2 separate regions of the Mus musculus genome follow, and region 2 is linked to region 1. The links are chromatin loops, found by intact Hi-C in ENCODE. Cell type or tissue: left cerebral cortex. All regions are shown on one strand. Links, peaks and the distances in the headings refer to the core of each region. The heading gives the core; the rest is flanking DNA.

Region 1 (16,114 bases), core at 5,378-13,377:
ACTCCACAGATAGCTGCTTCCCCTCCAGGAAGCCTCCAGGGTCTGGTGAGTTCAGGATCCTGTCTGTGGCAACTGCTTTCAGAGGCTTAACCCTTTCTCTTCTATGCAAAGGGCCCAGTGTGGGCAGACAGACTTCTGAGAGATGTTTCTCTTTGTCCAAATCCATATGGAAAAATCCAAGAGCCCAAGCAGCTTCGTCACATGAAGGGAGGGGGAGCTGCCCCATTCTGGCTGGAGCCCCTCGTGCCCCAGGAAGCTGCCTAGCCACTCTCCCATTGCAGAGGCCGTCTGTGAGAAAGATGCATTGGAGGAAGAGCCCAGCACGGACCAGGAACTGAGGCTGTGGGATTCTCGGCTCCTCAAGGTCATCTTTGTGATGTAGGTGTTTATAATGGGTGGGGATTAGGTGTTGAGATCCGGGTGGAGAGGTTATTACCTAGGCCCAAGGGATGCTCCAAGTCAACTTCAAGCTCTTGGGTGGCTTCTGAAGGCAGGCGGTGCTATGACAGGGCAGTGTCAGCTGTTGAGAAAAGGAACAGTTGCTTCCCTGGCTTGGGGAGAGAGAAGGGGCTAACAGAATTGAGGAGCCCATCAGATCACTGAGAGAGAAATACTAGCCAGGGAAACACACATTCTCCCACTACCTACCATAAGGACAATTTTCAGGACCCCTGCTTGTCTGCATCCCTCTCCTGCTTTATTTTTTAATCTATAATGTTTTGGCACCAACCATGAGATGGAATTGATGGAGGTGACATGGGAGGAGGGCAGAAGATGAGCATCTCCAGCACAGAGCTCCTCTTGGTGGAAGTGAGACTATGTGGCATGGGAGTTTCGGGGTTTAATGAGGCAGAAAAGGGGGACTTTGGGGATGGAAGAGTCCTGCAGGTCAGTTCCCCTGCAGTCTGGAAGCGGCAGACACCAGTGGATTTAGTATTTGGTGCTCAGAAGTTTACACAGGTGCTAAGTCAACTTTCCCATCCAGACCTTCTCAGTCCACCCAAGGATTTTAGGTAGTTAACCCTTCGTCGTCCACATCCTCTGTCTCTACCAGGTTAGGTTTGATTTACAACCTCAGCCCCTCTGGGGGAATGGGCCTGCTGCCTTAGAGATTGATGTCGCCTTAATGGCCTGGAAGGAGGGTAGGAAGAACCAGGGTGGCTAGTGAGAGGGCAAGGAGGACAATAGTTGTCTGGCTATGTCTTCCTCCATAGCTCTGCAGAAGGGCCTTGAATTCCTGCTCGCTGTGAGGACATTTCTGAGAAGACAAGCCACCCCTTGGGCTCTAAGAAGAATGGTGCCAGAGTCTGCCTGTTCAATGGACAGGGACAAAGGGCTCTTTAAACCCTCCAGTTTGGGGAGTAGGATAGTTCTGGTACTGTTTCTAGTAAGCCTCTGGAGACCAATGCCTTTTCTTCTAGAGAAAGGTCCATGATACACATGGCTGTAACCATGAGGCTAAAGCAGGAGGATCATTGATTTGAGGCCAGTCTGGACCACCTTGTAAGTTCCAGGCCAGCCTGGGCTGTATATTCAGACTTCTCAAAAACAAAACTAAGCTAAACCAAACAACTAAAACAATAGCTGGAGTTATAACTGTACTGGACTAGCCTGCACAAAGCCCTGGGTTTGATCTCCAGCACTGTATAAATGAGACAAGACTGCACGTGGCTATAATCCCAGCAATTGGGAGGTAGAAGCAGAAGGCTCGGTATCTCAAGGCCATCCTTGACTACATATCCTGTCTGAGGTCAGCCTGCACTGTGTGTAACCTTGTCTCAACAAAACAAAACTGGGGCTGGAGAGATGGCCCAGCAGGTAAGCCTGCACAGGAGTTGTGTCTCTTAGCAGCTGTATCGGACAGTTCACAACCACCTGTAACTCCAGGTATAGGTGACCTGATGCCCTCTTCTGGCCTCTGCAAGCACCTGAACACTCATAAATACAAATAAATCTTTAAATCAAAACAAAACCAGAAAGTCAAGAGCAAGACAAAAGTCAAGCCCTCATTGTCCCTGTTTCTCTAGGATCTGCTTTCTAGTCCTGTCCTCGTCCTATCTGGCATTCCGAATCTCCAGGCTGGAACAGCAATTATGTTCCCTGAGCTGGGGCAGTCCACTCCCAAGGGACAGGTAAGGCCCTTTCTCTTCCTAATACCTTTGGGATAGAAGGGAAGGGCCAGGCTGCCACTGATTGAATTTGGCCTTAAGCAGGGTTGGGTATGTGTGCAAGGTACACAGATCTCACTCTGGCCCACCCTTGAGAGGAGCAGTCTCCAGGCCTTTCCTCTGATCTAAGCATCTTATGTGCAGGTAACAGTCACTTGGTCTTCATCCCACACCTTATGCAAGGATGCTCTGGGTGCTGTCTCTACCAAGGATTCCTGGGGTTTATACTGCGGCTGTGCTGAGACTGAGTATGAAGAACATGTTCTAGATTCTTCCTCCAGACTCCTCCCTAGCACCTCCCTCAGTGAGTGACCTGAAGTACCTGTTTACAGATTAACTGGCTCCTACAACTTTTGGACTCAAACAGAATGTTAGACTGTTTTTGTGTTTTTATCAGTTGAGGAGTTCTGTACACTAAGCTTCAGCGACCACTGAAGTGGCAGAAAGCACATTAACTTGTTTTATTGTAAGCAATGGTTCTGGCACACCGACAGAGCCCTGGGGGGCCACCTCCGGGGACAAAGGGCATGCTTTGATACCTGGACTGCTGCTTGCTATCACATGACACACCCTAGAACATGTAGGGGAGTTGGGATAGGGTGTTCCCACCTCTGCGGGCTCTGCTGCCTCCCAGCATTCTGGGATCACACTTGGGCCTCTCAGAATCTTTGTTCTCGAGCTCGCAGGACTTTTCTTCAGGGAGCCAGGCACTAGGACCTTTGAGAAGGCTGGGATGTGGAGAAGAGAGCTCTTGATAGGGCTTATCAAGAGACCAATCTTAGTTTTCTGAGCTGAGCTGGATGACTCTGGGCTGGCCCTGCAAGAGCTGTCTAGCTGAATTTGGGAAGATGCCCCCTGCAGGTCAGGAAGGACATGGGGCTGAGATTGGAGGTCCCAGAACTCCCATTTTGGAGCAGCCCCCTCTTTAGTAGGACAAGGGGAACAGGTACTGTGGTATTCAGTAGTAAGTCAGTTCCCATTGGTTGCAGACATTCCCAAGGTCCTAGACATTAGCAATAGGAAGGCAGGACATTTGATTTAAGCTCTAGTGGTTGGTATACTTCCTCCATGGTCGACTGCACTGGTCAGGGTGGCTTGACTGGGCAGTGGGATCCAGCTGCAAGATCCAGCAGTGTTGGGCCCTTCTTGGCAGAGCTCACTCATTCCATGGACCTGCAGTCCATATGCTATTGGACACTCTGTAGGATTCCAGTAATCATAAGTAAGGTAGAAGTGTCCCAGATGGGATAGGCTCCAGGCAGAGACCAGGAAAAGAGATCTCTGACTCCCTTGAGGAGAAGATGAGGAGGTGGTGAGATCAGTGCACACTGATGGTTTTGTCATAAAGAATCTTCCCCATCTACTTATCTTCTATCTCCTCAGGACTCTCATCTGCTAAGACAGTGCCTTTGAAGGTTCTAGAAGGGTCTTAGGGAGGAAGCCAGAGGTATCAAGGAAAGGCACAGGTGGTGTGGAGTGGTGCTGGAAATAGCCTCTGTTCCCCTCTCTCTTGTGCTGGGAGGTTAACCGGGGAAGGAAACCCTGGTGGAAATGATTGCAGGGCTGTTTGTCTCATTCAGGACAAATCCAAGCAGTACTGGAGAGAGGGACAGTGGGTGACAACTTCCTGGGTTTAGACTGGAAGTTTTGCCATCATCTCCCTATTCTAGTTCCTAGGATTAAACATGGAACCCAGCCTTGTCTGTTGTTTGTACCAAATCTTTCATCTCAGGTGAAACCCGGTGTCCATTTGGTCCTCCTTCTAGGGCTGCACCATCCAATGCCCATCCTCCAATGCCCATCCTCCAGTGCCCATCCTCCAGTGCCCATCCTCCAGTGCCCATCCTCCAATGCCCATCCTCCAATGCCCATCCTCCAGTGCCCATCCTCCAGTGCCCATCCTCCAATGCCCATCCTCCAGTGCCCATCCTCCAGTGCCCATCCTCCAATGCCCATCCTCCAGTGCCCATCCTCCAATGCCCATCCTCCAATGCCCATCCTCCAGTGCCCATCCTCCAATGCCCATCCTCCAATGCCCATCCTCCAGTGCCCATCCTCCAATGCCCATCCTCCAATGCCCATCCTCCAGTGCCCATCCTCCAGTGCCCATCCTCCAGTGCCCATCCTCCAATGCCCATCCTCCAGTGCCCATCCTCCAGTGCCCATCCTTTAATGCACTTCCATCCTTTTGTCTTAACCATCCTCCATCACTCTTTCCCATCTTATCGTCATGGAAACAATACTCCTTGCCCCAGTGCTTTCCCTCCCTGGTCCCTGCTGAGGGGCGAGAGTACAGGGCCATTCTCTGAGCCTTGCTAGGTTGAGCCAGGGTTCATGCCAAGTCACAAGTGGCTGTGCCAACATGCTGTAGGAAGCCCATTCTCCAAACAACATGCTGTAGGAAGCCCGTTCTCCAAACAACATGCTGTAGGAAGCCCGTTCTCCAAACAACATGCTGTAGGAAGCCCATTCTCCAAACAAGGCTGCAAGGGCAAGAGGCAAGCTGCAGGGCAGCTGATTTTGAAGAGAGCCTTGAAGCCAGAGCTTTGAGTGATATGGGTGTGTCCATGCCTCTGGAGGGTCCTCTCTCTGCTCCTCTAGAGGAGCTGTGTGTCGGTTGCGATCGTTCATAACCTGTGAGTGTGTATCCACTCCCGACGCTCCTCCGGTTCTCTGAGGGCTTGCTTCAACAAGAGTGGCTTGTTCACCATGGCATTAGCCTTTGAAGTTTTTAAAAAATGGGTTAATTCCCAGGTACTGAAAAAATGTTTTGTTTTGTTTTTTTAAATAAAAACCTTGATTTTTCTAGTTTCCTGTGGTGTAGAAGTTTACTTTGTGTGTGTGTGTGTGTGTGTGTTTGAGGACAACTTTGAGTATTGTTCTTCAGGCATCATCCACCTTGAGACAGTCTCTCTCTCTCTCTCTCTCTCTCTCTCTCTCTCTCTCTCTCTCTCTCTCTCTCATTGGTTCTTTGTGAATTTCACATCATGCACCCGAATCCCACTCATCTCCCCAATTCCTCCATATCCACCCTCTACGATTGCAACCTCCCTCTGCCAAAGAAAAAAGAAAAATTAATGAATTAAAACAATCTCTCCATGGAAACTGCAGTGTGTCCCACAATACACCCTTTTGTCCATGCAACTTTACCTGCAAATGTTCGTTGCAGTGAGTCACTGGTCTGGTTCGAGGCCTCTGCTTCTGCTACAGCATCAGTACTGGGTCCTCACGGATACCGTTGTTGCTCAGATCCTGCATGACTGACCCCTTCACGTGCTCTAGTAGTTCATAGATGGAGCAGAGGTTGGGTGGGCTCACTTGGTTTTCTCAGTGGGCTGTAGTGAGATGAGAGTAGGCTAGACTGGCCTAGTCAGCCCCAGTAAATTCTGTTCCCACCGTCCTGGGGCTACAGTTAGGAGCGCCCCACCATGCCTGGCTCTTTTATGTGGTAGGATTGAACTCTGGCCACCATGCTTGTGTGGCAAGCATTTCATTGAGCCATTTGTCCAGTCCCCATTTTTATCTTAATATTCTTTTGAGATTTTACCTATTGTTTATGTTTGCCTGAAAGTCATTCCATGAACCACGTCTATATAGTGCCCACAGAGGCCAGAAGAGGGCATTGGGTCCTCTGGAACTAGACAGTTGTGAGACAGTAATTAGGGAATTGAACCCAACTCTTCAAGGAGAACAACCACATATGTAGGCCAAACACCAATGCATATAAAATCACTTTTTTTTTTTTAAATTTTGGTAGGAGGTGAGTCAGTAAAGCACTTAGCATGTAAACATAGAACCTGAGTTCAGATTCCCAGGAATCATGTCAAGGCTGGGGTACTCATCTGGTAACCTAGCATGGAGGAAAACAGATAGATAGTCTCTGGATCTCACAGAACAGCCAGCCTAGTCAAGTCAATGAACTCTAGATTTACAGAGACCATGTCTTAAAAAATAAGGTGGAAGACTGAAGAAATGGCTCAGGGCTTAAGACCACTTACTCCTTTTGCAGAGGACCCAGGTTGGGTTCCCAGACTCGACAACACACAGCTCACAACAATCTGTAACTCGAATTCCAGGGTATCTGATGCCCTCTTTTGGCCTCCAAGAGCACCAGCACACATATGCTTGGGCTCTGGCTTAAACAACCCCCTACACACACACACACACACACGCACAGGCACAGGCACAGGCACAGGCACAGGCACAGGCTCACACACATGCACACCCACACTTCTGCGCACACAAACACACACAATTCTTTTAAAGATAGAGAGTCCAGGAAGACATCTGATATTGAGCTTTGTCCTTCATCCTCACATGCATGCCAGGGTGTCCCCCCCCAAAGCAACCCTGTCTCAGACAAGATGGGATGCAAGATCTGATCCCAAGGCTGTCCTCTGCTCTCCATGATATCTCACAGCCATGCTCATCCACATTCATACACATGAATTTGCAAAAATAAGTAAATAAACAAAGTTTTAATTTTAAAAAGGTAAACTTGGCCACAGGTGTGCACCACGATAAAGCAGGCCATTTGGAAACTGTTGCTTTGAACTTATAATGAGCTTATGGAATAAAACACTGCCCTGAACTTAGTGTCAGCATCCTCTGTAACTTCTTTTTGTGTAATATTTTATCTGTGAGGTAATTTTATAAAGAACTTTTGTCTAAGAAGATATAAACAGGCTGAGAGAAAAAAATAATCATGGCTGTTGGGGCTCTGCCCCACACACCATATACAACAACAATAATACAATTTTTTATTTTAAAATAAAACTAAATCTAAAGAGGCTAGCTAGAGAAGTGAACAGCAAAAAAACAAATGACCATAGTGGTGGCACACACCTTTAATCCCTCTACTCAGAAGACAGAGGCAGAGGGATCTCTGTAAGTTCCAGGACAGCCTAGTGTACAGAGTGAGTTCTAGGACAGCCAGGACTACACAGAGAAACCCTATCTAAGACAAACAAACAACATCAATAACAAACCAACCCCCCGCCTCCCAAAAAACCCTTCACTGTAGGCTTAGGTTTATCAAAACCTATTTAATAAGGGTTCTTAAATGCTTCAACCTCCCTTCCAGCCCACTGACCAAAAGTAGGGGAGAAGAAAGATTAATATGAAAACAGGGGATGTGGACCTGTTTAGAAGCAGTTCTTTGGGGTGATTCCAAACACAAATCAGTAGTGGCAATCCAGTCTTATCGGCAAACACCAAACACAAATCAATAGCCATGGCTTGATCCAGAAAAAATTGGAGGTTCTGCTGAATCGGCAGAATCTGTGGAAGCCACAAGAAGCAGCTGGAATGACACAAGAAGTTCCTTGGCACTTTTCTCTCTACAAAGTCATGGCAAGTGACGATCAGCAAAGACCAGCAAAGTGTTGCGAGGTGAATCAACAGGCATCCTCCACTGTCGGGTTCTACTTATACTCCTTCCAAACATCACATGTCCTCTCATGTGTCTGCCTCAGCAAAACATCCTCTCATACAACAGTTTCCAGAAAAAAATCACAAAACACAACTGAGTCTGTAAAGAAACCAAAAATTTCCACTTCACACCATCATCACAACAAAAACAACAATAAAACCACCACCACCACCAAACAAACAACAGATAACCCAATGGTAAAATAAGCAAAGGATTTTTAGAAAATAGTCAATAACCAATAAAAAGTGGTCAGCATTTCTACCCCTGTTAAACCCCATGGAGAGGCTGTCACGATGGTTAGGAGGTGCTGCCAAACAGAAGATCATGGGTGTTGCTGAGGCGAGGAAAACACAGGCATGGCTTGCAAGGCCCTGCACTCCTTCCCAGCACCAAGGGAAGGAAGGAAGGGAGGGAGGGAAGGAGGGAGGGAGGGAGGAAGGAAGGAAGGCTGTGACAATATGAATGATTTTTACCTAAACTGAAAAATTAAAAATAGATAACAGAGTAATTTCATTTTGGGATACTGTCTTAGTATGTTTTATTGCTACAAAGCAACACCATGACCACCACCTCAACCCTCATAAAGGAAAACTTATAGTTTCAGAAGTGTAGTCCATTATCATCACAGTAGGAATCATGCAGGCAGACATGTTGTTAGAGAGCTGAGCATGCTACATCTTGATCCTCAGGCAGCAGAAGGGAACTGTGTGCCACACCGGGCATGGTTTGAGCATTTAAGACCTCCAAGCCTGTCCCCCCTATAGTGACACACTTCCTCCAGTAAGGCCACGCTCCCTAATAGTGCCAATGGTCAAGCATTCAAACACATGAATCTATGGGGCCATTCCTTCTCAAATCACCACAAAAGAGTTGAATGTAGGTTGTTCAGTAGTTGCTGAAGCCAAGCGCTTTCTGGGACTAGAAGAAATAAACATTTGGCTATAACTGGAAAATATGGCTGATCAGTTGCAGACTTCTGAAGAACCCAGGGAAAGTCCAAGAAACCTCTGCAGACCACACTCCCACCTCGCATCCCTGGACACAGCAGCATCACAGACAGGGCACACAATCCTAGCTTTCTCAGTTTGTGTCAAGTGAACTAATCTTACTGGCACAAATCACAAGATGAAGATCTGTGGCAGTGCTTGAGTAGAGGGGACGTGGGTCCCAGAGGGAGAGGGACTCTAGTGGAAAGAGGTCTCAAGAGCGAGGGGTGCATCTCAGCCTAGCCAAGATATCATGAGACTAAGAATCTCACCTCTCAGCCAAGCAGTGGTAGCACTCGCCTTTAATCCCATCACTTAGGAGGCAGAGGCAGGTGGATTTCTGAGTTTGAGGTCAGGCTGGTCTACAAAATGAGTTCCAGGACAGCCAGGGCTACACACAGAAATCCTGTCTGGAAAAAACAAAATAAATAAATATCTAGATAGATAGATATCTAGATAGATATCTAGATAGATATCTAGATAGATATCTAGATAGATATCTAGATAGATAGATAGATAGATAGATAGATAGATAGATAGATAGATAGATAGATAGATAGATAGATAGAATCAATCTCACCTCAGGTGCCCACGCAGCCAGTACAACCCTCGCAAATGATTACTGTGTCTGTGTCTCTAGGACACTTGCCACGTGGCCAAGTAGATGAGCTCCCCACAGCTGTTCTGCCACAGAAGTAAGATATGATTAAGAGAAATTACTTCCAGGACGTTTGCCTGAAGACCACCTCAATGCTCCGGCAAGAGGGAGAGAGAACACTAATATCCCACTAGGTGGCAGCAAAGTGCAGCAAGAGGACGTCATTCTCATTGAAAGTCCCTCCCAGTTTATCTCCTTGCTGGGTGAAATCTGGCCCAGGCTTCTGGTTTGTAATGGAAGAACAGACTCTTCAGGCAGGCGATGGGGCCATCTTCCCCCAGTAGAAATAGCTCAACCCTCTGCCCGATCATCGCCTCCTGCCTGCCTGCTCCCGGCATGGAGAAAGGCCGGCAAGCACTTCCACGGGTCCTCTAGATCTTCTAAAGGTTTGGCTGCCAAGAAGGCTGGCTGGTTGATGTGAAGAGCAGGTGTTGTCTGAACAGCATGGGTGGAGCTCCAAGGGTGGGGAGCTGAGTTCCTAAGGACATAGAACTCAGGCTCCCTGCTTCCATCCACTCTTGTTGTTAATAGCATCCTCTCTTTGGGTACTGAATGAAAGAAATTTGGCTCCAGTTGGGTGTGAACCAAGATGTCAACAGCACCCTCCTTCTTCTACTTTACTTAGGGTGGTTTGACATGTGACTGTTACATATGCTTTGTCCACCAACGGTGTGTGAGAGTGGGAGGCATTTAAGCCTCTGAATCCATAACCAGAGAAACTGGAGTCCTTCCCCTTGCATGACTGATCTCCAGATGAGCAGCACCTGGTGCCCAGCGGGGGCCCTGCTTACTGGGCCCCTCATGTGAGCAGGGCTCCCTGACTCCCTGGAATGTGTTCCTTCTTGTTTGGCTCTCAGCACCTGGCTCCCAGCCAAACCTGGAGCTGCTTGGAATGTGATGCCCCCACTTGCTTTTCTCGAAGGATCTCGGACAAGGCTCTCTCTTCTGCCTGGGGGAAAGGCCAGGCCTGGGTGAAGCCTCGTCCCACTGGTGTAAGGGCCTCAGACTCTCCTGTGACTGAACACAGAAGCACTTGGGTGGGGGAAGAGGGGAACACTACAGAGCTGGGTCCCCAGCAGAGCAGAGGCTGTGTCATATTGATATCTTATCCCCTTGGCAGCCTTCTAAATTGGGCTGGAGTGGGCCAAGAGTTACTCACAAGCTGTTCATTAACTTGCTAAAAGCAGAAAGGTTGGCTTGGGCACCGCTTTGGGAAAATGTGACACCCACTGCTCCTGGATTCAGTGGAGCGTGAAGGCGTATTAATTGGTGTAGGATTTCTGATGGAACTTTTTCTTTCCTGCTAGTTCCAATAGCAGACTAATCGGAATGCCTTGCTCTCTCCAACACGTTAACTACATGTGAGCGGTTTATTTAGCTCCTGAGTGTATGCTTCTATAGATACTAGGGTACTGACTATCATGTTTTGAACAGCAGGCCTATACAATGTGCTTTTATGCTCAGCACCTCATTTGACTCTTAAGACAGCCACAGAGCTTTCACACTTGACTGTCAGTACTAAGGCTGATTAAGTCTGAGATATGACATGGGTCCCCTTCAGGGAGTCTAGTGAGGGGCAAGCCAGAGGCATCAGCTAACTTTGGGGCTTATGGGTAAGACTGAGTCAGTGGATAAGTGTGCAGCATGTGTGGGCTTCAAAGCCTGAGTGAGATTTGGATGAGAGGAGAGTCATGTGCTTGTGGGGCAAGGGCAGAAAAGGATGGAGTTGAGAAGGAAGGCAGGGCTCCCGCAAAAGCTCCGAGGATCCAATGCTGCAGTGAAGACCGAGACTTCCTCCAGTCTCTCCAAGCTACGGGAATGACTGCAGTTTCGGAATGATGAATAAGCTGGTGGTTTTACAAGTCTCAGAATAGTCTAGATCAATCGCTTCTTGGCCTTTTATCTATGACCATGTGGAGAGTCTAGATCATGTTCCCCAGTGTCAGTAGCACTTGTGTTTGGGGTTGGATAATTCTTCATTATGGGGGTTGTCCTAGGTAAGATGCTTAGACATATCCCTGGCTTCTGCCCACTTGATGCTGATGTACCTCTTATCCCTGATTGTGACAATCCAAACCCCCCTAACATTTCCAAGTGTCTCTTGTAGAGAGGACAAAACTGTCTCCAACTAAAAATCACTAATCTGGATGCGAGGGAATTAAATTGTCAGGCTTTTAAATTTATTGTTGCCGCTGCTGGTGTGTGTGTGTGTGTGTGTGTGTGTGTGTGTGTGTGTGGTGCTGGAGAGTGAACCCAGGGTCTTGTGCTATACTGCTGAATATACACCCAGCCCCTGAGCTACAACACCCAGCTCAGCAGGTATTTTCTCAGCACTCTGATCAAGTCTATTGACTTTTGGAATAGCTGATAAGCAACATCATCTCTTTGCCACAGGAAATCTGTGGATGCTAAGGAATTTCCGGGCCTAAGAGGTTTCAGAAGTAGGTTGTTCTGAACATCAGAACATTTCCGAACAGACAGATGTGATAGATACTGTCCCGGAGATAAGAGAGTAGCTGAAAGCAGGATTCACTTCCCAGCCGATCTACCCGCAAGCCGTCTTACGCAAGGGCCACTTTGACTGAGGAATGGCCAATCTGACTAAAAGTGGAGAGAGGCAGAATAGGCCGATCTTGCATGTGTTCTGAATGTGAAAGCAAGAGCGCTGGTCAAACCAGAGCAGAACTTAATGACTTCAAGATTTATGGCTCTGGCTCGAAAGAATAGAGAGACAGATTGGAAATGTAGTGTTTGAGGCAGGTGAGATGGCTCAGTGGGCAAAGATTGCCAAGCCTGAGTTAAACCACAGGGACCCAAGCGTGGAAGGAGAGCACCCACGCCTTGAGTTGACATCTGACTGCACCCCTACTGATTAAATAAATACATACGTATTAGAAAACGTTACAATATTGAACATGCTAAATCCGAGACACTTTTTAGCCAAGTGGGGATATTAAATGAGTGATGGGTTAGGAAGCCTGAGTGTAGGGGAGAAGCCTAGAGCTATCTTTTGTGGATTTTTATTTAGGAGACAAGAGTCTCACTATGTACCACTGACTGACCTGGAACTCACAGAGGTCTGTCTTCTTCTGCCTCTCAAGTATTTTGTTTTTGTTGTTTTGTTTTGTTTTTGTTTTTGAGACAAGGTTTCACTCTGTAACCAGCTATCTTGAAACTCACTATTGAGTTGCCTAGATTATTTTGAGTCATGGCAATCCCTCTGCCTCAGCCTCCCAAGTGCTGGTATTACTGTTGTGAGCCACCATACCCTGGCCAGCCATAGGAATATGTCAAGGGAATGGACATGTTAACAGAGCAGGGACTGATGCAGGAGTCACTGAGAGATCACACAGAGCTGGAGGAAGTGGCCAAGGAAACTGGGCAGCACCTGGGGAGGCAGGGGAGAGCCAGAAGGGCTTGCTGTCCTGACAGCTAATTGCCAAACACTGGCACAGAGACGAGGTCTAATGCTAACAAATCTAGTAAAACAAATTTTACTGCTCTCTTTCAACAAATGCTTTTGTTGTTGTCGTTGGATGGGTTCTTATGGCTAGATGGTGATGGTGATCTTTAATCCCTGCACTTGGGAGGCAGAAGTAGGCAGATCTCTGAATTCAAGGCCAGCCTCATCTACAGAGTGAGTTCCAGGACAGCCAGATCTACACAGAGAAACCTTGTCTCAAAAAAACTAAAATAAAAAATAATTAAATTAGCTTTTATTTTGTAGCCTAGGCTGTCCTGGAACTCACTGTGTAGCCTAGGCTGTCCTGGAACTCACTCACTGTGTAGCCTAGGCTGGCCTTTAAGTTGTGATTACAAGATTTACAGGCATGTGCACAATATCAGGGTTCACTCGTGGTTTTTTTTGTTGTTGTTGTTGTTTGTTTGTTTGTTTGTTTTTTTAATTTGGAAGTGACCAATAAGTTTCCAGTCTGGGACTTACAATATTTTACTACTCACAGTCAGTTCTTCCTTTCTCACCCCTCCCCACCCCTGCCCTCCCTCCCTCTTCCTTTCTCACCCCTCCCTACCTCTGCCCTCTCTCCCTCTTCCTTTCTCACCCCTCCCCACCCCTGCCCTCCCTCCCTCTTTCTTTCTCACCCCTCCCCACCCCTGCCCTCTCTCCCTCTTCCTTTCTCACCCCTACCCACCCTTGCCCTCCCTCCCTCTTCCTTTCTCACCCCTCCCCACCTCTGCCCTCTTTCCCTCTTCCTTTCTCACCCCTCCCCACCCCTGCCCTCCCTCCCTCTTCCTTTCTCACCCCTCCCCACCCCTGCCCTCCCTCCCTCTTCCTTTCTCACCCCTTCCCACCCCTGCCCTCTCTCCCTCTTCCTTTCTCACCCCTCCCCATCCTTTCCTTCTGTCCCTCTTCCTTTTCTTTGATTTTCTGAGACAAAGTCTTGCTACATGGTCAGGCTGTCTTGGGCTTTCAGTTCTCCTGTCTCAGTATCCTACATGATGGGATCACAGAAATGCACCATCACATCCAGCTTACACGTGACTCCTGAGACCCATTCCTGTTGTGGCAGGAAGCCCTGACTTCTCAATCTACCAAGGCTCTCCAAGACTGCTTCTGACTTCCTGGGTCAGACTATGCCTGTCCGCTGTCTCCTGGTCCTTGGCTTTCTGTAGCCTTTCTGCTTTCGTGGTTTCTGTGAATAGTCCATGGAGTCAAAGTGCAGGCAAGGATGAGGAGTGTTCAACTCAGGGTCCTTGGGTCACATGCGACCAAGAAAAGCCAAGTGCAGCTCAATACAAAACTTGTAAATGTACTTAAGACATTGTGAATTGTGAGGCTTGGTTTTGGCAATTGGAGATGTATTTGTCATGGCTGTGTGTGTGTGGCGGCACCTGTGTAGCAGTTAGGAGTTGGTGGCAGGCACGTGGCGGTCAGGAATCTTCCCACTCCGTCTTCAGGCTGCAGAGCAGGCAGTTTTATTTGCTGAACCATTTAATTTCTCCCTCTCTTTTCTTCAACTTAATTTTTTTTTTTTTTGCTTTGGTAACTCAACTGCACAGTTCCCCACTGTGAACTCTGTAAATGATTTCATCACATTGCAATGTCAGAAGGTTGGACATGCCTGGTAGACTTAGCAGAATGCTACAGCACACAAGAGAAAGCTCCGAATTCAGCGTGTAGATGTCCGAATGGAGAGACTGGATAGCCATTCTCTACAGCAGTAAGACATTCCTCAGCGGCTGTGTCTGCACTGCCCTGCATCTAACATGCATCTAACATGCTTCCATCTCGATGACCTCCACGATGGCTTTTCTGCTCTAGGCCTCATTCAATTTCTTTGAGATAGCCTTTGAAAACCCCAAATTTCTTTTCTTTCATTATTTGTAATAATTGCTCGGTCTTGTATCCTCCTGATCCACATATGACTAATCCCTTTTAAAATGTTTTGCTTTACCTTTATCTGTTTGAAAGACTTCTTTGTTCTCTGTGTATTTTGCTTGCATGCATACATGCCCACCATTTACATGTGTGGTGAGAAGAAGCACCAGGCCCTTTGGAACCAGAGTTACAGACAGCTGTGAGGGGCCATGTGGGTGCTGGGGACCAAACCCAGGTCTTCTGTAAGAGCAGCTGGTGCTCTAACCACTGAGTCATCTTTCTAGCCCCTCTTTTTAAAATTAATTAGTTACTTAATTTTGATTTTTCAAGATAGGGTTTCTCTGGGTAGTCCTGGCTATCCTGGACCCTCCTGTAGACCAGGTGGGGATTAAAGGGCTGCATCCCCACCCTTGGAAACTAGGGAGGCTACATCCAGTTTTTGTTTCTAATAGTATTTCCCCCTCTCTACTGAACAAAACGGGAAAGCACCAGTACTACTATCAATCAAGAAATAGCATATGTTTGTTAAGAACATAAATTCTGCTTGGGCTTGGGACCACACATCTGTAATTCCCAGCACTGAGGGAAAGGCAGGAGGGTCAGGAGTTCAAGGGCATCCTCAGTTACAGTGTGAGTTTAAAGTCAGCCTGGCTGGGCTCCACCAGACAAATTAAGTCTTGTCCACCTCTCTCTCTGTCTCTCTCTCTCTCTGTCTCTCTCTCTCTCTCTCTCTCTCTCTCTCTCTCTCTCTCTCTCTCTCTCTCTCTCTCTCTCTCTCTGTCTCTCTCTCACCCATGCACCCACCATCACCACCGCCACCAGAAAAGGAATACATGATTTAGAATCAGTATACCTGCATTTAAATTTGTATGTACTTGCCGGGTGGTGGCGCACGCCTTTAATCCCAGCCAGCACTTCGGAGGCAGAGGCAGATGGATTTCTGAGTTCGAGGCCAGCCTGGTCTACAGAGTGAGTTCCAGGACAGCCAGGGCTACACAGAGAAACCCTGTCTTTAAAAACCAAAAAAAAAAAAAAAAAAAAAAAAGAAAAAAGAAAAAAAAAAAAGAAAAATATTTGTATGTACTTGGCTTGGGCAACTCCAAGTCTCAGTGTCCTCTTTTCCAAAAGAAGGATGAAATTGTGCAGGTTGAGTCTGGAGAGACCGCTCAGTGGTTAAGATCACTTGATGCTCTTCCAGAGGACCCTAGTTCAGTTCCCAGCACTCACAACAGGCAGCTCACAACTGTCTGTAACCTCAGCCCCAGAGGGCCTGATGCTTCTGGCATCTGTGGACACTGGCTGCCATGTGCACACACCTATACCTAGAAATAATTAAAGATAGCAAAACGTTGTGTAGATTGAGCCTCCCTAATCCAAAAATCCAACAAGCTCCCAAATCTGACTTTCTGGGCACAGTATTAGGTGAGACATAGAAAACCCTCTAAGAGCTTTCTAAGCCCAGCTTTCCTTTTAGGTAACAGAGATCATCATACAAGAAAATTCATGCTGCATCTTCAGAAGTTCCTGGGATGT
Region 2 (16,114 bases), core at 3,757-11,756, 510 kb after region 1:
GTTAAGTCAGCCCCTGCAGAGCCACGTGCTTGATGGCCAGCTTCCGGCATGAGGTCAGGACTTGAGTTGTAAACCAGAGTGTTTCTAGAATGTGCAAATGTGTCCATATGCCACTCACTTCTGTAGAAGGTGGAATGTATACCACCCATTGACTTTATAGGACAGGTGTGACACTTAGGTACCTCGTGTCATACCTACTTAATCTACCCCTGGGCTGTGCAGGGCCAGTAGAATACTTGTTTAAAATGTCAGGTAACACACATTTCTCTCCTCCCTGCTTCTCTTATGTATTTTGGAAAGTGTTGGTGAATTATTTCTTCTCTTAGTAGAAGAGGCTCAAACCACTGGTCAAACATTCCAACCTTTTAGCTGTCCCCGAGGGATCCCTTTGGGAATGTGCTTGGAAAAGGAATTTACCACCAGTATTATGGGCCACAGAGTTCAAGAGTAAAGAGGAGGCAGCTCTCAACAAGAAAGGGTCGTGGATCTTCCTGTAGAAGAGACACAGATGTGGCCTCATGTGAAAAATCAGACACCTGCCTCCAAATAAGGAGGGCCGGCTACTCCGGGGGCACAAATGGGACTGTTGACTGGGAGACAATGGGTAGACTTTAACATGCTTTAAGCACAAGCTTATTTCCCTAATAATGCTTCTATAGAATATATCACCCAACCTTGACTCTAGCTCAAAACTGTACAGGTACAAAGTCCAGCGCTTTTAAAGATAAAAGCATCACGCTGGAATAACCATATTATTATCCATATATATAGATATATATGTCTGTGTAGATGCAATCACTTCAAAGTTTATAAATAATTTAACTATGAGGATTCTGAGTAAATTTTCATGGATATATATATATATATATATACTCCTTTTAAAAAAAAATCCAATTAAAAAATATTTTTCAAAGGTTAAAGAGCAGGCTGGCGGGGTTGCTCTGTGGTTAGAGCACATGCTGCTTTTGCGGAGGACCTAGTCTCAGCACCCATGTCAAGCAGCTCAAGACCACCTGCAGCTCCAGAGAGCCTGACGCCCTCCTCTGGCCTCCATGAGTACTACACCTCCCCCACCCCATAACACATACACTTAATAAAAAAAAAAGTCTTAAAAAAAGGTTAAAGAACAAGAGTAAGCCTTGCTTCCAGTGTTCTATTTTTATGCATGAGATGAGCCATTCTGAAGCAAGTTTACCATATAAATGTTTCAGTCTCCCTTGAAGCAAAAAGATAGACAAAAGTCATGCCTGGGACAGCATTGGACTCCTCTGGTCACCAGCTCAGGAGGTAGACAGCCAGGGGACAAGTGAACAGCCCATGTCCAAGGAAGATTAAAAAAAAAACCTAACAAATTCAAGGCCAGGAATTTACCAGGAAGCTGCTGTAAAGTGTGACCTCTTTCCTCAAATGTTTTCAGAAAGAAGTCATGACTGCTTATTTATACAGAGTGCCTTTGCAAGGGAATAACAGAAACAATGTTCTTAAAGAATCAGCTTTATTTAAAAGAAAACTGTCTGGGCTGACAAGATGGGCTGGTGGGTAAATTATGCTTGCCACAAGGCCTGGCGGCCTGAGCTCAGCCCCTTGGGGCCTGCATGGTAGAAGGAGAAAAACAATTCCTGCAAGTTGTTTCTTCTACAAGTGTGCACCACTGCATGTACATGCTATGCTAAGTGCATGCCCACACACATGCACAAATGTATGTGCTCACACCCCAAATAGATAAATGTGATAAAAAGTTTAAGACGATTCCATATGAAAGCTTAAAACACAAAGTCATAATGACCAAGGGTGACAAAGAATGACTCCCTCCTGGTACCATAAATGTCATAATTTTTTTTCTCATAGCATCTAAAGGTGAACAAAATTTCTATGTTTATTTCTCTCGTAGAGAGTTTCAGGGTGTCTACTGTTTTGAGAGGCCAATTACGTGGTGCTGCTCACAGACTTCTTTTGGCGTCTTGCTTTCTTTGAGTTTAATAACAGCTCCCAGAGGTGGATACCGTGCTGCTACGGGTGACTTCTGCACGTTCAGAAGTCAGTGAACACTTATTAAGTGCCTCTCGGGGCATGCTGGTCTGTGTGGGGCATTTCATATTCAATGCTGCAGACAGACCTAACACAGTCCTTTTCCAAATGCATAAGAACACTGATGCTTAGAAAGGGAAGTATGTTGCCTATAATAAATAGTATTACTATAAATATACAAAAATAAAGACTAAAACTAAATAACCCTTTTAAGCTCCAAATCCCAAGGATTTGAACAAAGATGTGTAACAAGACGAACAAACTATCTCCTTGTGAATCAATGTCACAAAATTCTTGTTCCAAAGTTGCACAGTATTGGGGTGTTGCTCCCAGACTTGGAAGCCTCTTTGCCAGCCATCTACTCGGTTCAAGACCTTAGATAAACTGCTGTGCACTGGGGATTCCCCACTATGAAATAAATTAGGATTATGACACAGAGTTCCTTATAAGCGTGTTCTGGAGTTGGGTGAGCTGGCCCAGTAATGTGCTCACAGCATGAAACTGCTGTCACAGCCTGTGATGAGGAAAGGGTTTGTTTGTTTGCTTTCTTTTGTTTTCCTGCAGGGAGCATTGCCTTTTAGCATCTTTACTATCTTACCAAGGCTGGTGACCTGAAGCCCTAGCTAGCATCCACCTCACAGAGATCCCTCTCCCTCTGCCTCTGCCCCCAAAAGCGCGTGCTTGGATTAAAAGTATATGTCCACCATGCCTGGTTATTTCACCAATATATTCTGGTGGAGCCTTTTTCTGTGGGCAAAAATTCTCTCTGGAAGAAGAATAAATTTCACAGGCCTAGAACAGCCACAGTGTGGGGGAGGGGAATACACAGGGTGGAAAATTAGATGAGCAAGCCCCGCTGCTGCCTTCCTGCCTTGGGCGCTTGAGGTGGCTAATAGGGAACGTTTCCAATCTATTTATTTAAGTAACCCAAAAGTAAGCCACAGGAGGTCAGAGAGGGTAAAAGCAGGCCTTCCTCCTATGCACAGGAAACTACAAAATAGCATTGCCACCCTCCCAGGGGTCCTGAGTAAGGAAGTCAGCCTGGCCTTACTTTGCAAAAGGTAGATCAGGCTAAAAGGCCAGTGGGTCTGTCCAACTGGGCTGAAGTGGACATGTGACTCTGGCAGGCTCACAAAGAAAAGAAACCAAGCTCACTGAGGGTGGGAGGAGTCAACAACAGCTTCTGTTGCTCAAAAGAAACAAGTGTCAGGGAAGCACAAGGCCTGGCTAGCCGCTTGCCTCAGTCCAGAGCCACAAGTGTGAAGACACCTACAGTGCCTTTGACACTTCCTGCTTCTCTTTCAGGGTCTACTTCAGCCAAATTTCTGCTCTTTGCCTCTTATCCAAATTACAGTCCATATGAGTTATACCCCAATTCATGTTTACACCAGGGAAGGGAGCAGGCTGCCAAGGACAACAGCAACGTATTATGGCCTGATTTCTGAAATTGAAGGAAAACTCCTAGGGCTAGGGATGAGGCTTGCGGCTAAATGGATGGGACATGACTTAGAATCAACACCGAAAGCAAGCTCTAGGCATGTCTGTGATGGAGTTTCTAGACTGGGTCAACTGAGGTGGGAAGACCCACACTACATGTGGGCAGCACCATCCCCTAGGCTAGAACATAAAGGGACACCATGAGACTACCTGTCTCAAGCTCTCCATACCATGCTTTCGCTGCCACTGTAACTATGAGCAGAAATACATCTGTCCTTCCTTAAGTTGCTTTGCCCAGTATTTTGTCATAACAAAAGGAATAGATACTGATAAAATGGACCTAGCTGAAGAGATGAGCTGCGGCACACACCTTTAATCCCAGCACTCGGGAGGCAGAGGCAGGCAGATCTCTGAGTTCAAGGCCAGCCTGGTCTACAGAGTGAGTTCCAGGACAGCCAGGGCTATACAGAGTAACCCTGTCTCGGAAAAAAAAAAAAAAAAAAAACCAACAACAACAACAAAAAAAGACAGAGGCTCCTCCCATCTAGGAAGCAAGTGACCTACAGGAAAGCTGGGTGCTACCTCCCCATGCTCTCCTCCAAAGCAGCACATCACTGAAACACAAGACACCGTCCCTAGGTCTAAATGATAAGCCCCTTACTGTGATGCCGGAATGGCTAGTTTTATGTCAACTCAATACAAGCTAGAGTTATCTGAAAGGAAGGAACCTCAGTGGAGAGAATGCCTCCAGAAGATGTAGCTGTAAGGCATTTTCTTCATTAGTGATTGGTGAGGTAGGGGGCTCAGCCCAGTCCATTGGCAAGGTGTCATCAGTGGACTGCTGGTCTTAGGTTCTATAAGGAAGCAAGCTGAGAAAACCATGGGGAACAAGCCAGTAAGCAGCTCTCCTCCATGGCCACCACTTCAGTCCCTGCCTGCAGGTTCCTGTCTTGTTTGAGTTCCTGTCCTGACTTCCTTCCATACATGGTGTTTAGTAGCAGCATTAGAAATGCTAGCTCCACAGAGGTTCATACAGCTTGCACCTTTGCTTCCGTGGTGCTGCTGGTGAACACGTTCCTCCCTCCAGCAGCCAAGGCTTCAGTTAGAGCTTTCTCCTCTCCCAGTACACAGCCTCCCCAGCAAGCTCACCCAGGGAACAGAAGTGGAAAAGCTTTGTGTGGGTAAAGAGAAGACACCTTACCACGGAGGGTCCAAAGGGGTCTGGCTTGAAAGAGAACACACACCTCTCTTCTCTGTCCCTTTAAGTGAGTTTTGGGGAACTTAGTTATTCCAACGGACTAAGTCTTAGCAATGGATTTGAATTTATTTGGTTGTTCTCTGGCATGAACTGAGTGCCAAGGATTGCTGATCAGAGAGAGAGACAGAGACAGAGACAGAGACAGAGACAGAGACATGTGGAGAAAGCCTTCATTTTAATTTCCAATCACCTTCCGGGCCACTCCAAACGAATTTTAACAGCCGAGCTTTTCCTGGGACATTTTTCCTTTGAACTCCCAGACTTCCCTTTACTGCCGTTGCTGTAATATGAACCAGATTTCTTTCCCTCCCTCTTGTTTGCTTAAAAGGCGTTAACTATAAATTAGAGTGTCTGAAGAGCGAGGTGTCACTCGTGGGGCCTGGGCTCCTCAGGCCCTGGAGCCTCATGGCTGGGAGGGAGGCCAGGCTGCCCCTCTCTTTGGCAGCCAGGCTCCCAGACCCAGGCCAGGGCTGATCTCACCCTCCCTTTCAAAGCTATCCAGTTACATCAACATACTCACTGCCTTGTTTGAATTGAGCATTAAACCATATTCCTCTTTCTTTTTTTCTTCAAACTCCTGTCCTAGAGGAGCAGAAAGGAGAGTTTTAAACACACACTTCTGCTGAGCTATTTTCCATGGGATGCCTTTGTTCTAATGAACCTTCACCCTGTATCTTTCATGGTGTGTGTGTGTGTGTGGTATGTTCACATGTGTTCAGGGGCACATGCCCATACATATGTGGGAGGACAGAGAACACTGGATGCCATGGTCTGCTAGGTTTTTCCTTGAGTCAGGGTTTCACATGGAACCTTGAGCTAGGTTAGTGGGCCAAGAAGCCCAGCAATCTTCCCATCTCCACTCCCAACAGTGCTGCGGTTCCTGGTATATTCTTGGCCACGCCTGGCTTTTCCCCATGAGTGCTACAGGTCTGAACTCAGGACTTTGTACTTGCACAGTACAGCAAGTGTTCTGACTTGCTCAGCCCCTGTCCTAACCCTGGTGTTAATTATTAAAATGTGTGTATCCATTAAGAGTCTGATGGGAGCAACTGCCTCAATTGCATGCACTTCCCTCTTTCTGGATCAGGAAAGCAGTCATCCACATACAGACCACCATGGCTTAGCTGTTTTTATGGTACCCAGACTCATAGCTGTCCCTCAGTTCAAACTGTAGAAAACAGTCACTGAGTAGCAAGGATGTTCAGTGGGTGTGAGTGGGGAGGCAGAAAGCAGAGAAAACTCTGGTGTCTTTTCTTTCTTTTTAAAGTTTATCTTATTATTTTATATGTGGATGTTTTACCTGCATGTATGTGTATGTACCACATACATGCCTGGTACTCAAAGAAAACAGAAGAGGGTATCAGATGCCCCTAGTCCTGGCTGCCATGTGGGTGCTGGTAGTTGATTTTAGGTCCACTAGAAGAGCAGGCAGTGCTCTTAACCTCAAAACCATCTTTGCAGCCCCTCCAGTATCTTTTCTTAAAAGAACATTTAACCTAAATAGCTTGCTCAGGGCTTCCTATCAAAATACCATCCAATTGAAGAGCATCTTTGATGTATGAAATGCATCTTTTTGAGAGTAGAAGAAGGGGAGGCACAGGGATTCAGAGATTAAAAAAAGCAGAAGGAGAGATTGACGAGCAGGAAGAGGCAGGAGGGAAGACTGGAGACTGCCAGCCATCCACTGTGAACATACCTAGTTACAGAGACCATGGCTGAGAGAAATGAGGTAAGGGCAGAAGTGTTGCCTAAAGCCATGGGCATATTCCATAACACTATGGCCAACAAGAGCCTGCAGAAAAGAGTCAGGACTGACACCCTTTCTCTGTGATCCTAGTACCTTAAGGTTTCCCAGGATACACTGGCCCACACTCTGATTCCACCCAAGGAAACAGTCAGAGAGTGGAAAGGAAGGGACTTTTGAGCAGGAAGGAAGACCCCTGAGAGTGCAGGGTATCCAAGAGCACGAGTCAGCACGGAAGAGATCTGGAAGTCAGAAACTGACAACTGACTTAAAGAAGAAGTGGCCTCCCTGCCTCGTGCCCTTGTCTACATTACATCTGTCAGGTAGAGAAAGGGGGCTATGAGCGACTTAGCTCACTTATGAATATGTGCTAGCTCACGGACTCCAACATGTGGCTAAGTCCTACTTCTTACACTACATTCGGTGCAGGAATGACTGGTTCCATCTCAGATGTTCTGGGACCAGAAACTGCTTGTCTACACGGCAGCAAAGTTGGATGTGAACTGGAATGTTCTGGGCCCGGGCTCAGTGTGCTTCCTGATGGCCGCCTGTTCTGCTAGCCCCGGTTTTCACTGTGCAGGCACAGCTCTGCCGGGTGGAAATGAGAACAAGAATGGGTGTCTCGCTGCCTCCTGCAGAGCCCTGGCAGGGTAAGCTCCCCACCCCACCCCGTGCTTGTCTTCTACTCCAGCTGTTTGGTGGCACTTGAGGCCCTGCAGTGGTGACAGGCACACTATTCCCTTGAGTTTTCAGACACACTGCTGGATGTATTTGTCTCAAGTCCAAACTCTCCTTCCCTGTTTCTGCCTTTAATTTCATCTGAGTTTAATATCCGTATCTCCCTTAGGCTGCTCACTGCCATGATGGAGAACTGTCCACTGTCAGGGCCCCATCCCACTGTGGTACCACTTTGATGCTATGTGTAGCTTCTTTCTACTTTTAACCTTAAGTGAGTTTTTTTTTTTCCTGTCTGCAAAGGCTTTGATGAAATGTGTGGCAAGCTGACCACAGAATAAGGTAAAGACTGGCTACTGATATTTCTTTTTTTTCTCTTTCTTTCTTTCTTTCTTTCTTTCTTTCTTTCTTTCTTTCTTTCTTTCTTTTCTTCTTCTTCTTCTTCTTCTTCTTCTTCTTCTTCTTCTTCTTCTTCTTCCTCTCCCTCTTCCTCTTCCTCTTCCTCTTCCTCCTCCTCCTCCTCCTCCTCCTTCTCTTCTTCCTCCTCCTTCTCCTCCTCCTCCTCCTTCTCCTCTTCTTCCTCCTCCTCCTCCTTCTCCTCCTCCTCTTCTTCTTCCTCCTCCTCCTCTTCTTCTTCTTCCTCCTCCTCCTTTTCTTCTTCCTCCTCCTTCTCCTCCTCCTCTTCTTCTTCTTCCTCCTCCTCCTTCTCCTCTTCTTCCTCCTCCTTCTCCTTCTCCTCCTCCTCCTCCTCTCCTTCTCTTCCTCCTCCTCCTCCTCCTCCTCCTCCTCCTCCTCCTCCTCCTCCTTCTTTTGAGAGACAGGTTCTCAGGTATCCCAGGAAATCCCTGAACTCCTTATATAGTTGAGGATGACTGCGAACTCCAGATCCTCTTTGTAGCCAAGTGCTGAACCATTACCACCACATCCTGTTCATGGGACACCTAAGAATCCAGGGCTTTGTGCATGCTAGGTGGCCATTCTACCAACCGAGCTACATCACCAGCTGCCCCCATGGATCTTACATAAGCACGACTGTGTTCCATATACTCTCACCATCTAGACAGGGAAGTCCTAATATGGCAGTTCTCTTCTGTGGTGACCATGTCAGACTATGTGACAAATGGAAGAGAGTTCTCTGCGTGCCTTGCTAGTGCTGAGGCCTCCAGGAAGAATTGGCCGGTCTGTGTCCTTCTTTGCCTGCATGGCTGCAGGGAGGCAGAGGATGGAGTCTACACAGGCACTGGATGTGTTTACAGACAGTCCTCAGGTTTCACCACCTCTCCTTTGACCGAATCCGTTCACCCAGCCACACTTGAGAGCCACTAATTCTGAACTTTTCACCACCTTTATTGGAGAATTTGTGATTTCTTAGGCAGTTAAAAGGTTATCCATCCCTGTATGAGCTCCACTTGGTGTGCGGGCGCCATCTAGGTGTGAGTGAGGGTGTCTGCAAGGCTCTTCCATGGGCAAAGTCTTTCCTTCCTGTTTCTAGAACTCTCCATCCAGAGAAAGCAAGAAAGACCATGACTGACACCTCCATGGTTTGACTTTATCTAGCATGCAAGGTAACTGTGGTTTTCTGGTTTTGAAGAGTCTGTCATGTAAGGTTGGAAAAATAAGTTAATAAATCCAGTTGTTATTATGTCAAAAAAATTTTATGTGCACTAAAACCATTCCTTCCCTCAAATGATGCAAAAGTTCTACTGAAAGTTAAGGGTAGGTTGTTTCCTAAAAGGTTTGTGTCACTAAAATATCTGATTTTGTCTTGGGTGAAAGGCAAATCTATGGACCCCAGTCTTTCCAGATGTGTTGTCTACATTCTTAGAGTGGTGTATATTCTAGTTAGCTTAAACTGTCAACTTGATACAGCCTAGAGTCATCTGAGAAGGGAGCCTCAACTGAGAGATTTCCTATATCAGATTGACCTCTGGATTTATCTGAACCAAGGAAGGCTGTCTTGATTGACATGGGGTGGGGGTGGGGGCTATCCCACTGTGGGTGGCACCATTCCCTAGGCAGGTAGTTCTAAATAAGAGAGCTAGCCTATGAGTGAACTTTTTTTTCTTTTAAAATGGTTTTGCTTCAAGTTCATGCCCTGATTTCCCTCAGTGATGGACTGTGACCTGGAAGTGAAAGCCCAATAAATCCTTTCCTCCCTTAATTTGCTTTTGGCATGGTGTTTGTCAAAGCAAGAGACAAGAAAGTAAAATAGCGGGTCATATGACATAAGCCATTCTTATAAGGACCATGTGTAATCCTTGCTATTATTTGAGTTCAAGCAAGTGTAAGAAATAAAGTTAAACCATCTTAAGACTCTTTGGAGCAGGGCTAGAGAGATAGCTGTTTTTCCAGAAGACCTGAATTCAACTCCCAGCACCCACATGGGGGCCTATAACCATATATAGTAATGTTTTCAGGGTTATATATAATGATATATAAATATGTTAAATATGTTTCATAATTCAAGTTTCAGGGGATCTGAAACTCTTCTGTCACCGTGGCACCAGTCATGTATGGGGTACATAGACATATTTGCTAGTAAATATTCATGCACATAAATAAAAATAATAAATCATTTTTAAAAGACTCTTTGGAAGTGACACTACCTAAGTGTATAAACAACAGCCAACTACTCTTAGTCCCTAACAGAACCATGACAACGCCTTGTGGGTTCCAAACAAACAAACTCATGTCTGGCTAATAGGATGCAACTGCAGGTCTGGGGGGTAGAGGGATCAAGACAGCTGCTGTTGATCCTTGGAAAGACACTGTCCATGGACAGCAGTTATACCAGTGGTTCTCAACCTTCCTGACGCTGTGACTACAGTTCCTCATATTGTGGTGACCCCATCATAATATTATTTTTATTGCTACCTCCTAACTGCAATTTTGCTACTGTTATGAATTGTAATGCAAATATCTGTGTTTTCAGATAGTCTTAAAGGTGACCCTGTAAAAGGGTCAACCCCACAGGTTGAGAACCGCTGCTTAAAACCCTTCCTCCTGTCTGGTCCTGGGCTCAGTGGAATAGAATAGTCAGTGAGTGCTCATGAGACCATGTGGTCACACACTGCAAATGCAGGGTGAGACCCTTGAAATACCCTGAGCCCATGATGAGTTCCAAGGACATCTGTCAGCACAGGGCTATTCCTCTAGCGCTGCCTTTCACATGCAAAATGTTATTCCCCATTGGTAAAAAATACTCCAGTGCTTTTCTGTGCCTGGAGGGAGTCTTTTCTAACAGTTCAATTCACAGTTTGACATCTGTGGCTTTTTGCTCAACCAGTATTGCAATATGGGATTGTGGTAGTGTCCAAGGAACAGTGCTGTTCAAGGTAACTCCATCTCAAAGCCTTGGTGGCCTGATGGGGGCCAGCTCCAGGTAACAATGACTCTTGGGAAGGATGGGGTGGTGAGAGAAGTCTTATCAAGGGGGCTCCTTACTGAGTGTCTTAGTTAGGGTTTTACTGCTGTCAACAGACACCATGACCAAGGCAACTCTTATACGAACAAAAATTATTTGGGACTGGCTTACAGGTTCAGAGATTCAGTCCAGTATCATCAAGGCAGGAGCATGGCAGCATCCAAGCAGGCATGGTGCAGGAGGAACTGAGAGGTCTACATCTTCATCTGTAGGCCTCTAAGAGAAGACTGACTTCCAGGCAGCTAGGACCAGGGTATTAAAGCACACACCCACAGTGACACACCTATTCTAACAAGGCCACAGCTCCTAATAGTGCCACTCCCTGGCCCAAGCATATACAAACCATCACAGTGAGCATTTGGGAATTAGCTTATCAAGCAAGAGGGAAGGCTTCAGGAGACACCACTGTTCTCAGTTCCATGAGGATCTTCTTCTCCTTTGCTGATACGTTCCTAGGTTTCCATTCCAGGGTCCTTATCTCCAAGTCCTGGCTACCCTAGATGCCCTTGCGGGTGGTTGGTTAACAGACAGGCATAAGGTGAATGTTCTGTGACAGACAGGTTCCAAAGACACTTTCTCCATTTGATCAGAAGATGCTCCCGGTAGAAGGGGCTCTTCCTTTAGATAGACCACATGTCTTCCCAAGATGCTCCAGACCCACATCAGACATCCTAGAAACTGGCTGGAAGTGAGTTTGAGAATCTACACCAACAGCAGTGGAATGGACAGGTGAAGGCCAAGTTTATCCTCTGTGATACGGTAACTTGCTTTTATCTACTCTGGAACCAGCAGATGCCAGGACTGGGGAAGGTTCACAAATCTTGGTGTTCAAGCCCTTGGGTGGGATTTTCTGTACCTGCAGCCAGACCTATCAAGGCCCTCCAGCACAGTGGTTCTCAGCCCTCCTAACACTGTGACCCTTAACACAGTTCCTCATGACCTCCAACTATAAAGATATTTGCATTGCTACTTTGTAACTGTAATTTTGCTACTGTTATGACTCCCCAGGTAAACATCTCTTTTCTGGTGGTCTTGGGTGACCTATGGAAGAATCCCTTGACCCCCCAAATGGGTTGCAATCCACAGGTTGAGAACAGCTGATCTAGATGGAAGCAGAAACCGACATGGAAGAACAGAGAGATGCAGAGGAAGATGACCTGTCTTAAAAGCTAGGAGCCCTATGCCGTGAATGTGATGACAGCTCACTGGGACAGAATGACCCAGTCAGTGCAACAGAGGGACACCTGAAGACCATGGAGAAACTTCTAGAGACATGTTTAGACTTGCATTTCAGAAGACAGCACTGGCAAGTGTGTATAAGAAAGAGCAACCTAGGAGACAGGAAGGCCCAGGCAAGTCACCTGATTCTCTACACAGTGGTGATGAAGACTTAAAGAGGGGGCACAAAGTTGCTAAGGAATATGTTCCCTTGGGGCCTCATCACTGTGTTCCAGGGGATGATGGAAGGAAGAATCTAGGCCGACGTTCATATATCAGGCCTGGCTGACTGGTGGTGTTCATGAAGACAGATAAACAGGGAGGGGAAGGGGAAGGGGGGAGGGGAAGGGGAAGGGGGGAGAGAGAGGGGGAGGGGAGAGGGGAAGGGAGAGAAGCATTGCTGATGGCCTATTGTCTTCTGGGGAGTGTGTGGGTAATGAAAGGAGTAAGCTCAGTGTTGACTACCCCAAGGCTTCAGGTTCCCATTGGACAGCTGGGTGGAGCTATTCTGCATGCTGTTGCTATGAGGGTAAGGTGTGGGCATGTTATGAAGCAAGGGAAAATATATCCCGTCGTTAATGCTTTGATGTACAAAGAAAATACTGGGAGTCCAGGCCCCTCAGGGGTAAGCTTTGACTCCTATGTTATCCTGCAAGCGCCTTCAGCCAAGACAATGTACCTATAGACTTGGGTACCCCGTTGTTCACTTGCACCTGCTATTTAGGACTGACCAGGAGGATCATCTAAAACCACAGAAAACCACCTGCCAATGGAGTTGATGGCATCAAAATGTGGTCTCTGGACACACATAGAGGTGACACACCTGTGCTGGATGGTTGTAGGGATATCCGGGTACACCTGGTAAGAAATGAACAGGTTGTATGAGGCTAGCTAGGTAAGTCCTGCTGCTTCCCAAGGCAGCCTTGTGTCAGTCAAACCTGTCTTCTGTGTAAAGACTGTGTGCTGACTCACTGTGGGGACAGTGGAGGATCAAAGATGAATAGGACAAGCTTGCTTCTAGGGCTAACGTGTTTCTGGGCATCCACGGGGAAGCAGACATGTGAATTTAAAAGAGCAATAGCGAATGGCAGGTATAAGGAGGCACGGTGGTGCACACCTATTACCTGACACTCCAGAAGTAGAAGCTAGAGGATCAGGAGTTCAAGGCCAGCCTGGGCTACCTAGTGAGAGCTTGTCTCCAGAAGAAATAGGAAGGGGAAGGAGGCCTCTTGTCAAGATCAGAAACTGAAGAGCAGGTTCAAGGTGAGAAGTAAATATAAGGAACTAGGCTTTGGTGGCAGAGGCCGAGGAGGCGCTCCGAGCCAGTGTGCAGAAGTGTATTGTAGAGTTTGGAGCCCAGGTGAGAAGTCCCATTGCAGAGGACACATGGATTCTTTTGCTATGGTCCCGTTCTGGATTTTCAAGTTTTCCTTTGAATTCTTCAGAACTTCGTACTTACAGGATCTTAGAAGCAGAGGGATATTGGGGTGTTGCAGATCCCAATTAACCCTACTCAAATCGACCCCTGTGGTGGTGGTGGTGGCACTCCTAGATACCCACCCCAATGTTCTGGGTTCCTGAATGAAAGACACCCATGCATACAAGCAGCCTTTATATTCTAATATGCCTTAAATAGCTCAATGGCTGGGCCTAACTTCTACGTGAAGACAGAGGTGGGTCTTTAAGAGTCCCAGGCAATTTTGGGGACCAAATTATACAACACAAGCAGCATTAGGCCAAATCCATAACATAGGGGTGATCCTGTCCAAGCTTGTGTTTAATTTAAACATCCCCACCTGTGCACCAGCCTATCTAGCTTGTCAGTCAGCCACCCACAGCCCTGACCCATTGGTGCCACCACTCTGCCCTGCCTGGCTACTCACCATGCACTTACAGGGTACTAACGCTGCTTTGGAAAGCGAAGACATCCCACACTGGAGAGGGCATTCCCTCTATTTCTTAGGACCTTTTTTTTTTTTTTTGAGACAGGGTCTTATTCATGTAGCCCAGGTTGGCCTTGAACTCATGTAGCTGAGGACATCTTTGAATTCCAGATCCGACTGGCTCCACCTTGTAGTGCTGGGTTTACAGGTGTCTGCTGCTATGCCCAGTACCATGCAGTTCTGGGAATGCCTCCTGATTCCGGGCAAGCATTCTATAAGTGAGCTGCATCCCCAGACCTCTTAGTGTTTTTTCTTTTCTTTCTTTCTGTATCGGCTGGAGATAAAAGCTTTGAGCTTAGGTGATTATGGGATTGTCAGGTTTTAAGTTGACAGGGTGTTCCTATCTTTCCTTCCAGCTTTTGCCTCAGACCTTCTTTCTTCCAAATAAACAAATAAGCAAGCCCTCAGAGAACATCTGTTGCACACCTTTGAAACATGTTGCAACCCCATTTTGCTTGAACCCAACACAGCGCGCTGGTTAAGTGGCGCCTGCTTCCTTAGAGGGAATGGGGCAGAGGATGGCTTTGAACATACATTTCAAAAATGCTTTCCCAAAGAAGAGCACAGCTTATTAATGACCCTTTAAAATGAAAACAAACAAACAAAAAAAACCAAACAAACAACAAACAAAAGTCAGGCTGGCGCAGTTCTGAAAACTGCCAGCAGGGGGCCCAACAGTGACCATACTGGGGCGTGAGCTAGGTGTTTTGCTTTACAGCACTGTTGTTTCGTTCTGTTTTCCTGCTTGGGAGCTGGAGGGCAAGCTGGGTCAAGAGCTTGGACAGCTCATCATGTTCTGGTTCTGAACAGTACTTAGGAAACCCAGAGAAGTCAGACAAGAAAGGGGAAGAACACAGGACAGGCTTCAGGGCTCCAGCCCAACCTCCCTCCACTAAAGACACACTTTAGGCAGGAAGGAAAATGGCAAACCTTCCACTTTCCCCTGTCCAACTTTGTACTTTGAAAGACTTCAAACCTAAAGAACGTGTGTAGGGACAGTTGGCCCAGGCTGGGTAAATATCGGCCTCTCTGCCTCCACCCCTGTATTCTCTGTGTATCAATGATCTCTGCGTATTAACAATCTCCGCAGAATGATCAATTCTAACAACAGTTCTTACGTTCTTAAGATCAATGTTCTGCCTTCAACCTGATCACGGCTTCTCAGGGTGCTCAGGTGTGTGAAAGATCTGAAGGGATCGTGGGAGACTAATGGGGCTGGAGCCAGAGACGCAGAGTAGCCGTGCCAGCCAGCCTCCCTGCAAAGCTCCCGGAAAGTTTCTGCCTGTGTGGAAGATAACACAGTTAGAGGGAGCTGCTCCCTGGGTCCCGTTCTTCGTCTTCTTCTCAACTCCGTCCTTCAGAGAGTAACAAGGCCAGATGAGACAAGGATCTATGTGCAGCTTCTGGTTTAATCTTCACAACCTTGCAGGGCTGCTACGTTACCAACCCCACTTTACGTGAGTGAGAAATGAGGCTCAGAGCAGTTAAACCTGGGCAGGGCAGTGTGAATTATCCCTACTGAATGTCAATTGTGTCTGTTCAGGACAAGTGGTCCACTCTCCCCTAGGCTGTTCAAGGCCAACTCCCCCAACCCCTGCTCTGCCTCTCCTCCTCTGCAGCCAGCCAGCAGCCTTCCCTACTCTAGGACCGTAGCAGCAACTGGCTCCCTTTGTCCGAGACTCACACATCCTGTATTTCTCTGTATGTCATAAGGTGGTTCCTGAGGCTCTCTGATCCCAGAATCTAGTCATGGTACCCAGGAAAACATCCATGCCTAGCCACCAGTTATTGCTAACCCCACAGATGAACCTAGACACATTCTTACACCATCACTTGCCTTCTGTCACTACAACTGCAGCCATCATTACCACCATCCCCCGGCTCAGCATAGTTGGTGTTGTCATAAGGAGAATTTTCTCTTCTAGTTAGAAGTTCACCCAGTTCTTAACCACAGAAATCTAGTTCCATTTATTTCATTTGCTCTATTTAGTCTATTGCCATCTCTCAATGAAAACAGTACTTTATGATAGTTTCCTTCTGGGCAGCTCTAAAGGATGTGCACTTTTGCCTCTGACCACTAGATGTCGCTGCCAACCAATTCTAGAAAACATCATGCGTGAACCCTGTAAAACATGTCCTGCCTTTAAGCTCCCAAAGTCTCAGCTGACGTGTGACATGATCTATCTACAAAGACTGAAACGCACATTAAGACTCAGGCCACTGCTGAAACATTACAGGATCCCAGGTGCAGTCTGGGGCGGGGGTGGGGACCAAATGTCTATTTTTATAAAGCATTTCCTCACAAACAAGTACCACTAACCCAGCAGACACTGTGTGATATTTTATATTGCATTTGAAAGTTCACATCATACACACGTGAACTTTCT

Evidence for each region. A loop is a pair of places that touch in the nucleus more often than their neighbours do. Peaks named below come from ENCODE experiments on the same cell type or tissue, not always from the same donor. Only the 100,000 strongest peaks of a DNase experiment are listed, where the experiment ranks them.
Region 2: a loop joins it to region 1, with 6 times the contacts of the local background. A loop is called at or near these places in 4 of 42 quality-filtered maps.

Annotation. Positions count from the first base shown.
Region 1 is chr9:59,713,896-59,730,009 of GRCm38, forward strand. It overlaps Gramd2 (GRAM domain containing 2), which reads left to right. Exons shown (of 12, transcript NM_001379375.1): 9 at 1-45; 10 at 282-378; 11 at 2,028-2,132; 12 at 2,313-4,976. The coding sequence ends at 2,316. Among named protein-coding and RNA genes, the nearest start is that of Senp8, 29 kb to the right of the region's middle. In left cerebral cortex, for the core only: a CTCF peak has its summit at 9,371 (motif pointing right); DNase peaks (open chromatin) are centred at 9,458, 10,364 and 10,873; H3K4me3 peaks cover 734 bases; H3K27ac peaks cover 906 bases.
Region 2 is chr9:60,229,311-60,245,424 of GRCm38, forward strand. All of the region lies in intron 7 of Thsd4 (thrombospondin, type I, domain containing 4), which reads right to left. Among named protein-coding and RNA genes, the nearest start is that of 2010001M07Rik, 97 kb to the right of the region's middle. In left cerebral cortex, for the core only: a CTCF peak has its summit at 8,572; a DNase peak (open chromatin) is centred at 8,539.